Linked DNA regions of Homo sapiens: region 1 is linked to region 2. The links are chromatin loops, found by intact Hi-C in ENCODE. Cell type or tissue: GM12878. All regions are shown on one strand. Each heading gives the region's core, and the rest is flanking DNA. Links, peaks and the distances in the headings are about the cores only.

The links. Peaks named below come from ENCODE experiments on the same cell type or tissue, not always from the same donor. Only the 100,000 strongest peaks of a DNase experiment are listed, where the experiment ranks them.
Region 1: it touches region 2 in a loop (3-fold over the local background); 1 of 110 quality-filtered maps calls a loop at or near these places.

The regions. Positions count from the first base shown.
Region 1 is chr4:13,526,476-13,531,852 of GRCh38, forward strand. LINC01097 (long intergenic non-protein coding RNA 1097) reads right to left here and starts at 4,942. Exons shown (of 4, transcript NR_034054.1): 1 at 4,673-4,942; 2 at 2,447-2,627; 3 at 1,676-1,771; 4 at 1-1,418. RefSeq lists an enhancer at 1,822-1,901. In GM12878, for the core only: no CTCF peak of the experiment used is centred there; a DNase peak (open chromatin) is centred at 2,166; H3K4me3 peaks cover 926 bases; H3K27me3 peaks cover 154 bases.
Region 2 is chr4:12,923,272-12,928,648 of GRCh38, forward strand. All of the region lies in intron 1 of LOC105374493 (a long non-coding RNA gene), which reads right to left. Among named protein-coding and RNA genes, the nearest start is that of RAB28, 560 kb to the right of the region's middle. In GM12878, for the core only: no CTCF peak of the experiment used is centred there; a DNase peak (open chromatin) is centred at 3,300.

The sequences.
Region 1 (5,377 bases), core at 170-5,169, 600 kb after region 2:
ATTACCTGGCTAATATGTGGCAGAGCTAAACTTAGCATCCAGACCTCTGACTGGAGAGGCCTCCCTCCAAACTGCCTTTCTAGGCAACATTTAGAACATCTCTCTGCAAGGATCCTTCAGGCTTCATGAGCCTTTGGTAGCTTCCATATTTGTTTGCTTGAATCTCAGGCAAATACCTGAGATTCCTTCCCAGGTGAGCTGTGGTGTCTTTGAAAAATAGTTAATGTATATCGAGTACTTACTATATACACCAGGCGCCAGTAACTGCGTACTTGCTACATGCCAGGCATTATTCTAAGCCATCTACAAGTTTAAACTCATTTAATGCTCAGCAAAACCCTGTGGGATAGATTCTATCACTGCACCCAATTTACAGATGAGCAAACTGAGGCCCAATATCATGCAATTAGTAAAAGGTAGAGTTGGGGTTGACTCTCAGGTTGTCTGGCTGCAAATGATCCTGTGCTGGATGTGAAAATGGAGGTTCCATTTGTTCAGAGGCCTCTGCATTAATATTCATCATATCTTTTTCTCCCAATTTACATACAGGGATTTCTTTGATGGAATTTTCCTGCTTATCTAAAGCTTCAAGCAGCCTAAGAAAACAGCAGAGCCACTATCTTCAGGCTTGACCTCCGTCTTCTTACCAGTAAAATGAGCAGCTAAGGCAACTCTTGGAGGTTTGAGGCTTGAGACGTGTGCCTGGAACCTGAATAGCAGTTCCACAGCTTTAGGGCGCGTTCTTACAGGTGCCAGCGGTGCGACTACATCCACTCACGGTTTTTTGCCTATTTTCTAGGAGTTACAAAGTACATTCACAAACATCCTTGCAAAATCGCAAAGAAGTGTCCACTGCTGCTTTAGAGCTGGCCAAAAGGATGAGCCAAACAGGCTTCTACTCTGTCCTGATAATCAAATGTTTTCAACCTCCCTCCGTGGGCACCTTCAACTTATTTATGTCTAAAAATGTATTGTCAAGACGCTTCTTTTTTGATCAAGGCCCGATTTGGGTGGTGGGGCAGGGTAGGTGTTACCGAGAAGCCAGAAGCATTAGCACTTACACTGGCTGGTTCACCTTGGCCACATCCTCTCCACATCTCCTCCCTGGGCGTCCCCAAAGTCACTGGGTCAGAACCGAAATGGAGGCTTTGGCAGCGACCGCGTGTGATCCACAGCAGACGTCGGAAGCAGGAAGGGGCGTCCTGCGCGGTGGGACCCGCGCGGGGGCAGTGGCGCAGGCGCCAGGAGGCAGGTGCAGCACCGAGCCCGGTGCGCCGCTGCAGGCGGGTGCACGGGTGGCGAGAATGGGGAGATGTCGAGTGAGAGCCACGCCGAATTTCAGACCTTGGCGCGTGATTTCTTCTCCATCTCTGTTTCCCTAATGGGCACCTGGTCTCGTTGACACTCGTGGGTCATCGCTGCTTTTACACAAGGAGAAGTGCTCTGAGACTCGAGCTGCGCCCGCAAATTCAGGGTGGGCTACGCAGGGAGGGCCTGCGGCTCGCCCACAACATCCTCTCAGCGCTCAACGCCCCCCATCACTCCCACATCCCGCCCCCCGCCCCCTCACCCGCTCAGGGGTCAGCCGGGACTACAGATAGCCTCTGGGGATTCCCCGCCAGCCTCCGGAGAGCTCAGGGCTTTGGTCCTGCCTCCTTGCCTGACTGGGGCGTACCTGCAGTGTTCCCCTTCCAACCGCTCAGCAGTGGCGCAAGTGCTTCCTCCACTTGCGTGGGTGGCGTCTCAGCGAAGGTCCGCGCCCTTCGAGTGTCTGGAAAGGAGCCGTGTTGAGCTTGCAACCATTTTTGGAGTGGGGCATCTTTAACCCTATTTACAGAGGCGGTATCTGAGGTTTCTGTGATGTATTCCTAAAAGCAGGGTTAGTAAATTGTGAGCTAACTCCACTGGCCCCCGCGTGGATCTCCCTACTCCCCAAGAAAAAAATGCATTGATCTATATTAGAACTTCAAGTTAAACAGTGAGGCCCTGGTAGACGGGGTTACGTCTCTACTTCTGTATCTCAAGAGCTTCGCCCGGAGTCTAGCTTCAAGTGGGTAGAGGGTGAGGAGGGAGGAATGGGGGAGAGGAAGTGACCCCCAAAACAACCTACAAAATGTTGGTATATAGTAGGGTTCGCAGTATCCCCTGGACCTACTAAATTGGGTAACACGCGGGGACACGGATGTGAGAGTCTTAGTTTCGGCTTTCCGTCTACTAACCTCAGTTTCCTCACACCAGAAGTGGCCATAATTAGTCACGCCTGGTTTGTGTGAGTGCCGAAAGTGAGAGGAAGGTGAATTGCATCATCTCGTATTAGCGCTGTGATCTTGAGCAAATTACTTACCCTCTCTGTGCCTAAATTTCCTGGCACGTTGTCAATGTTTCCCCGAAACACCCCCCAAACCCCCCCCGCAAAACAAAAAACAAAAAACAAACAAACAAAAACCTTTGCCTGTCTTGATGGTTTTGAGGCTTGCAAATAAAAGGAGGGAGCCAGGTCTGCCTTTCCCGGGCTGAAGGACAAAAACAGTCTCACCACTGGGAATGGTTCTGTGCAGAATTTTCTCACCAATTACTAGCCTTGAGATCTTGGATAAGCTGCACTCTCCTCTGCCCTCAGTCTCCATCTATAAAACAAGTCACGGAAGATGCAACAGTCTCTGAGGCCCCGTCCAAGCTCTGGTCTTTGCTCCTTGGTGTAGGGGGCCCTCAGGTTGGAGGAAGTGGTTCAAAGGCTAAAGTTGGGTCCGTCCCGTGGGCCCCTCCCACTCCCCCCTTTTGGGCGCGGCTCGGGGGTGGAAGCCCTGGGCGACAGCACAGCTTCGCTGCGGCGGGGAAGGAGGACCGTCGGGCCCAGAGTTCCCGCCGCCACATATGGTCTGTGGATTTAGGTGTCAAAAACCGGAGAATTAGAAATGGTAATTTTCCGTCATTATGGCTGAAATGCGATCTGTCACAACAACTGGAACATGTCTCCGCGCTAGCGAAAATAATGTTCGTGATTAGGAATCATTACGCACGTCAAGCCGAGTCCATTAAGTTGTAGGGAGAAATTAGCCTTGACGGGCAGAATCAAACTACAAATACACAGGCCTCGCCTTCAGGAGGCCAAGCGGCGGCACTCGGGAGGAGGCAGCCGGAGTCGGTGTTTTCTTAATAGGAAACTGTCCAGAGAATTAATACTCCCTTCCCCGCACCCCTGTGGGATTCTCCCCTCCTCTTCCCACAGCCTAGTCCCCACCCTAGGAGTGGGAGGGGGCGCAGAGGCGTCGCAAACATTAACTGGAGGCTTTGAAGTCCCACAGGTCCCCCGGGCCAGTTCCCGCCTCACCAATTCCAAGCTGTGTGACCCTGCCCAAGTCACTTGACCCTCCTGAACTTTGCTTGCTGCTCTGTAAAAAAGGTATAATCCCACACACTTCATGGGTTCTCCCCAGGATTCACCGAAAGGTATGGTCAGTGCAAGCACGTGGAAACCGCAGAATCTGTTCAACCTTCTTTCCTTTCCTGGAGCTCCAGTCTCTGCCTTACCCTGGTGAAGTGGTGGGGACTGCAGTGTGTGTGTGTGTGTGTGTGTGTGTGTGTGTGTGTGTGTGTGTTGGGGCTGAAGCATTGGGATTGAGTGCCCAGAACTGGGAAACTTGCCAATCAGGCATTGAGCAAGGAGGCCAGAATCTCTGAAACTGAGGAGGGTGAGCACGGAGCAACTGATGTGCCTTGCTGGGCCTTGTACCCTCCTTCCTGTCACCCCAGGTAGGAGGAACGGCCCTGGGTCCTCCGCCTTGCCTGTGAGGCCCGCCAGAGCTACCTGCACACTAGGATCTGCACTGTCACCAAGGAGTGGCACGTGGTAAATGAAGCCAGGATTAAAAGCCTTCCCTTTCAGGCTGCTGCCCCGGTCTCCACTGGAGACAAAAAAAAAAAAAAAAAAGCCATTTACTATTCACAGTAGGGAGTTTTGGAAAGATCATCTCCCTCTTCTGCAGATAGGAAGGAAGGGAAGAAGAGGCTGAGCAGGGTCTAGAAAGGCGGGTTCCATCCAGCCTTGTGTGCCTGATCATCTTTTAAGAGCTTGCTCTGTGCCATGCACCCACTCCAAAGGGCTTTAACTACGTTATCTCCTTTTATCTCCAAGCCAACCTATGAGTCTCCTTATTCCTTGGGGAGAATGAGGGCCTGAGTTTAGGGAACTCCTCCAAGGGTCTGGAAGCTGGGAAGAAGCAGAAGTGGAAGATAAGCCTGGCCCTGCCACCAAAGCCTGTTCACCACTCTGCCATTTGGAGCTGCAAGGCTTCAACCCACCAAGTCTTCTATCTGGCTTTTTCATGGTTCCTATGGGCCCTCAAATTCCACCTCTCAAAGGGCTCAGGAAAATGAAATGCGCTAAAGGTAAAACATTCAGCTCTGTGCCTGACATAACATTGATGCCCATTTAGTCACTTACTCTCTCCGGGCCTCATTTTTCTCCTGTGTAAATGGTACCCTTATCGCTGCCTGGGGAAACCAACGCACGTGTGGCCCGCGCTGAGTAGTTTGGAGCCAGACAGACTAGGTTCGAACCCCAGCTCCACCGGAAATAGCCGCGGCCAGGGTAGTGTTGATCCCCAAAGTGGGGTAATGGAAGTTGAGCTGCTGGAAGGAATGAATGAAATAATTCATGGAAAGCACTTACTGCAGGACAGGAAAGCGATTAGGCGCTAAATAAAGCGCTGGTTACCAGGATGCAAAGATTGGCCCGCACAGGCTTGGAGGTTTGCTGCCCAGGGAGAAGGAGAAGCAGCTCTCAGGCCCTTTCGGCAACTTCTCGGCTTCCCTTGCATCTCTGAACGTTAGTGATCCGGACCTCAGATCCGGTTTCCGAGGGCGCCAGGGTCCTAGGGCTGAGGTCCATTCAAATGCTTAGGCGACTCTGCCGCAGGCCTCCGGAAGAGGCCCGGTCGTTAAGAAAGGGGGCGGGGTAAGGAGGAACGGCTAGCACCTAGAGCTGGGGCCTGGCCTCTGCCCCCACCGCCCTGCCTTTGGCAACCAGCGAATCAGGACTGAAACGTAGGGACACAGAGGGACAGAGACTAAGTCCAGGATAGCGACGATCAGTCAGGCAGACATGGAGACAGAGAGATAGTGACATGGCCTTAGGATCGGCAGCCACGAAAAGCGCTCTTACAAACATCTGATATTCCAGTGACCTTCCTTCACTAACTCCCTAAATAATACTGCGCCTCACAGGCGCTAATCCGCAGCATATTTTATTTTTCTTTTGGCACTGCCATTTCTTGTCTCCCACTAGACTGTAAACTCCACCAAGCGGGCAATCTTTCTTCTCTGCATCCCTGGCACAGAGTAGGCTTTCAGCTACTTTTGCTGAATATCTGAGCAC
Region 2 (5,377 bases), core at 302-5,301:
TCAATCCATCCATTCACTCAACAGATACTATGCATCTATCAGATGCCCATCACTGTGCTCCTAAGAGAGGGAGAAAGTCACTTAGCTCTTCTCTTTTGGTAAAATTCAATAAACATATTAATGGCCTAGTGTGTAATCTGCTAGAAATAAAGATGAATATAGCAGGAGTTCTTTCCTTCAAAAATATATGAAGAGCATACAAAAGTCACTTATTATACATATAAGGGTAATAGAAATATAGATGTCAAACACTACTTTATTAACAGTGAAATCAGCAACTGATAACCCATTACAGAGCTCTGCTGAAAATTCTTTAGGCACCTGAAGCTGAAGCTCAAGGCTGAAGCCAAACCTCTGCTCACCTAGACCCCATCACAGCTAACCCCTGGGATCTTACTTTGGCCTACAGCAAGGGGAGAAGAATTATTGGAAGTTCCAGAGTCCATTCACTCTGCCACTTCTCCATTTCAGAGAAGCAGAGACAGAGTAAGACAGAGTGGCAGAGAACGTTGAGATGTATTAGAGGAAGCCTAAAAGAGTTTTTGCTAATGTAACCAATCAGATTAAGAATTTCTTCTCCCTTATCTGAGAATTAAAGAATAGCACCAGGGATAAGAAATTGTGAATTTTTCTTACTTAGGATACTAGAGGAAAGGGAAATTAGACCCAAAATAATGAGTTAGGAAACTATTATACTTGGCCAGTTTGAGGGCTTCCAAACTATGCTTTTGCTTTAAATGATGGGAATACATCTGATAGAGAGAAAATGAGAAAAAACTCAAAATCATGGACTCTCTGAACAAAAAGAGAGCCTCAAAATAATGCCACAGTTTTGAAGTCTTGTCAGCTGAGGCAATGACTATTAATTTACTCAGCAAACATTTTTAAACATCTTCTATGTACATTCACTGCACTAGCCTTGTTAATTTACAGAAACAGACATAATTCCTGACTTCAAAAAACATCCATTTCCATGCCGAGCTATATCCATAAACACATGGAATGCAACATGCTAATTGCTGTAATGAATGGGACCAGGCGAATGTAGAAGAAGCACCTTGCTCCACCATGTGAAGAAAGACTCCAGTAAAAGAGAACATGTGAGCCGGCTCTTTGAAGCAGGAGAAAGGGCTGACTGAGCTAGTTGACTAAGTGGAGGGAGAAACACTGACTTGACAAAGGAAAGCAAGCATGGCAAAACCCATTGTGTCTGGAGAACCTGTTATTTATATGTCTATTGAGCTCCCAGCATGCGTGCAATACAAGAGTGAATAATAGAGTAAAGTCTCTGCTGTCATGAAGATTTCAGGTGGCTGTGGAGGAGGGGCAGCATAGATAATAAACAAACAACGATAGAGGTATTTTTAGAAACCAAATATGCAATGTAAAAAATCAAATGAGCTAAATGGTATAGTTCCAGCAGAACTATTTTATTTGGGACATGGGAGCGTCATCATGGAACGTGTCTTTTGGCTATGACAGCCAAACCCAAAAGTTAAGAAGGATTCTTAACATGTGAAGACAAGGGGGTTGAACACTGACCAAAGGGAGCAGTAAGAGAAAACATTCAGAGAGTGGAAATGACCTGGAAGACTCAAGACATAGGTTGAAGGCCCACATGGGTAGAGATTGTGAGTGGGGGATTAGGTGGAAAGACAGATGATCAAAGAGAGGAGAAGTGGCCACATCATGTAAATCCTACAAATGTTTGACACAGTAGAGGCACAGAGTGGAGCAACTACAGTAGTAGCCAGCAAGGCAGATTATAAAGGGCCAACATGCTTCACTGTGAAATTTGGACTTTCACCTGTGTGATAGTGATGTTTATGTGTGAACTGGGCCACAGGGTGCCCATATATCTAGTTAAACATTATTTCTGGGTGTTAGTGAGGATGTTTTCCAGAAGAGATTAGCATTTTATTTGGTGGACAGAGTAAAGCAGATGGCCCTTCCCAACTAGAGTGGGCAGAATCTGATTTACTAAGGACACAAATAGAATGAAAAGGCAGAGAAAGGTTATATTTGTCCCGCCTCTGCCTGATAGCTTGAGCTAAGACATTGATCTTTTCCTGCTTTTGACATTCCCTGGTTCATGGGCCTAACTCAGACTAGAATCTTCACCATTGGCTTTCCAGCTTTCAGGCCTTTGAATTGCACCACTAATATCCCTGGATCTTCAGTTTGTACATAGCAGAATAGAAGACTTCTCAACTTCCATATTTGTGTGAGCTAATACCTTATAATAAATCTAGATAGATAGATAGATGATAGATAGACAGACAGACAGACAGACAGACAGCTATCTCCTATTGCTTACATTTCTCTAAAAAATCCTGACTAATACCACCTGGAAAACTGCAATGTTATTCCCCTCACTGTAACTGGATACTGATATAAAGGAGCCAGATTGTGAAAAAGTTCTAACTTTACTTTTGTTAGCCAGTTGAGTGGATGAAACGCTATGACCCAGATAGTATCCAGCCTCTCAATATCTTAAAAATAGCCTATAAGGGATGTTTGCAACAGACAAAATTTGGGATTTACCGTCAAGAAATTATCTATTTGAGCCTAAAATCCAAACTCAACAGTCATCCAGAAAGAGGCAAATTCACAAGTTTTTTTTTTCTTTCTTTCTTTTCACAGGCCCCCTGGATACAGAATGTCCACTGTGAGCTAACCAGGAGAAAGAAATCTGGCTTTACAGTGCATGTAATCTGGAGAGCAAGGAAAGAAACATTTAAGCTGTTATTCAAACAAGTTTCATTCCAATTACTACTTTCCTCTCTGTCAGAATCAATTATTCTCAATGTTGACATGGCCATTGCTTGTGGAGGTGATTGGAAGATCTGCTTCCATATTTTTCTCCTGGTGTTTTCTCTTTTCTTCAGCTGTTTTTGGTTGTGGGTTGCTCTATAGCGTTGTTGTTGATTTTCCCACTGGAGCCAGCACCACAGTGTTGTTTTTACATGGCCATAAAATAAAATGAATGTACACAGGAAAAGGAGCTTTGCTCCAAGTCAAGTACAGGACAGCTTAGCTTAACATGCACTCAATTTCACAAGCAGAGACCTGTTTGAGGGACCTGTTTACTCTCATTGCTTACAGACACAGTGACCATTTGCTTTGTGACATCCCCACACCTACAGTGGGCCCCAGCCAGACAAGGACTGACAAGCCAGCTCATTTTTGCCTTGTGGCAGTGGGAGAAACACTGATCTCCTGATGACTTTGATGGGCTAATTGCAGCAGCACACTGAATTAATCACACCACACCACCGCTGGGCGCCTGTCAGCACCTCCATGACGCTATCAACTGGGGCTGTTGAGTCTACATGAAATAGAGAAAAGGGAAGTGAAAAGAAAGCACTTAAGTATTTCCTAATATGTGGCTATTAGACTGAATTTAACCACTGGTCAAGCAATCAGGTCGGATCACTTTTTACTCTGTCATCTTGAGTTGTCTTGTGTTATTCTTTGCTTGTCTTCTGAAAGCCAAGCATGAGTTTCAAAATGATGGCAAGCATGATTAAACTTTAAAAAAATGTATTCAGCTGCACTTGAGAAACATTTCTGAAATTTATATTATTTCCTGTCAACGCCCTAGGGAATTCAAGAAATATAAGTTAAAACTCAGTAGGGTGTTAGGCAGAGAGATGTGGAAGAGTCAAGGGCACCCATGCTTTGTTTTTATGTTACAGCCAAATAGAATTTATTTCTATCCTCTGCTTATTTCCTGATTCTTATGGCATTCAAGACTTTTCTCATAGAGTTATTAAGTAATAGAATTTCTTTTTACAACCAGTCCAACATTTACATGTTCAGATTATATCCATTAAAAATACCACTGTTCTTCAAAGTTAAACACCCCCACTAGCATTTCTCTTTGATATATTCCAATAAGAATAATTTATTCCTAAATTTTTTAAACACTCAAGGCCAGGAAGTATACTGTGTTCTCTTGATGATTTATCTCCAGCACATAGTAAGTGCTCAATAAGTACCTGTTTAAATAAATGTTGAATGATAAATTCTTGAGATGCAACCCAACACACCTCCTAGCAGCAGATCATAAAAGACTGTATGTATCATTGTTATTCGGTATACACACAACTTTGGTTCCAATTTGATTCAATTCATCAAATATGAATCATGCAGTTGAGAAAGAAAACATCAAAGATGATTACAAATGTCTGGATGACCAAAACAATGGTATTGTGATTCACTTACTTATAAATTCACTAAGGTGGACTGGATGGCTTGTCTATGTAACAAGTGACTTTGTCTGAGAGCACATAAAAAATTTGTATGATAGATGCCATATCAGAAACTTCCCTAAAATTGTTTTGATAAAACAAAATATAAACCTCTCTCCAAAATGGAGAGGAAAAAGAAATTAGTTCTAACTGAGGAACTGGGGTAAACTCCACCTAGGACACGTGAGCAGCATCTTCAAGAGTAACTCACCAAGCAGAGTAGTGAAGGAATAGTGTTCCCAACAGAGGGATTAGAAAGGTGAAGGGATAGTTAGCTCTCCCTTAATGCTGTCTGGCTTTTCAGTACCAATATCACTCTTCACAAACTTGACACTTTCCTGTGTTTATTTAAGATCCCATGAGCTTTTGGTAGAGATGATGCTTCTAGCTTTAATATTTGCATCCCTCATGATAGAAACAGATGTCTCAACTGCATAGCCACGATAAATCCAAGCCCCCCTGCCAGCCTAGGAAGTATCGTAGCACACATAGGTGTTCAGGACCCAAGTTCCTTTATGTTCTATCAATGCTTTCTTCACTTCCCCACTATTTCTAGCACCACAATGATCAATCTGAAGCCTTCATTCCTACAAACATTTCTAGCAGCTCACAATACTAGTTTATAAGATACTTGGATATGACATTAAAAGGGTGGTTGGTGATCAGATTGCCAGGCTGTGCCGTCTATACCATATCTTTCCAAACTATTCAAATACTAGACACACAAAAATACATATTTCCTTTTGTTTCCATGTGACAATGCCTCTTCAGCCTTACTAGTTTCTGAGCCTCTGGGTATTGGCTTCCAGAATCACTGTAATTCTAATCCTGTGCCCTACTTCTTAGCATCTTACTTTCAGATACTCAGTAATTAATGAGGATTTACTACACAACTCCACCCATTTCTTGTAAAACTGGCATAACTAACCAATTAATCAACATAGTTATTCAACAAATATTTATTGAGTGAGAACTACATGCCAGCTCTGCTCAAAGGCAGGGATGCAAAGAGCAACAAAGCAGAATTAATCCCTGGTGTCACACAGTTTATAGCACAATGGTCTTCTACATCTTACTGAGTAAGTTTCTCTTGAATATCTTCTGTTTTAATATTGGTTTAATTG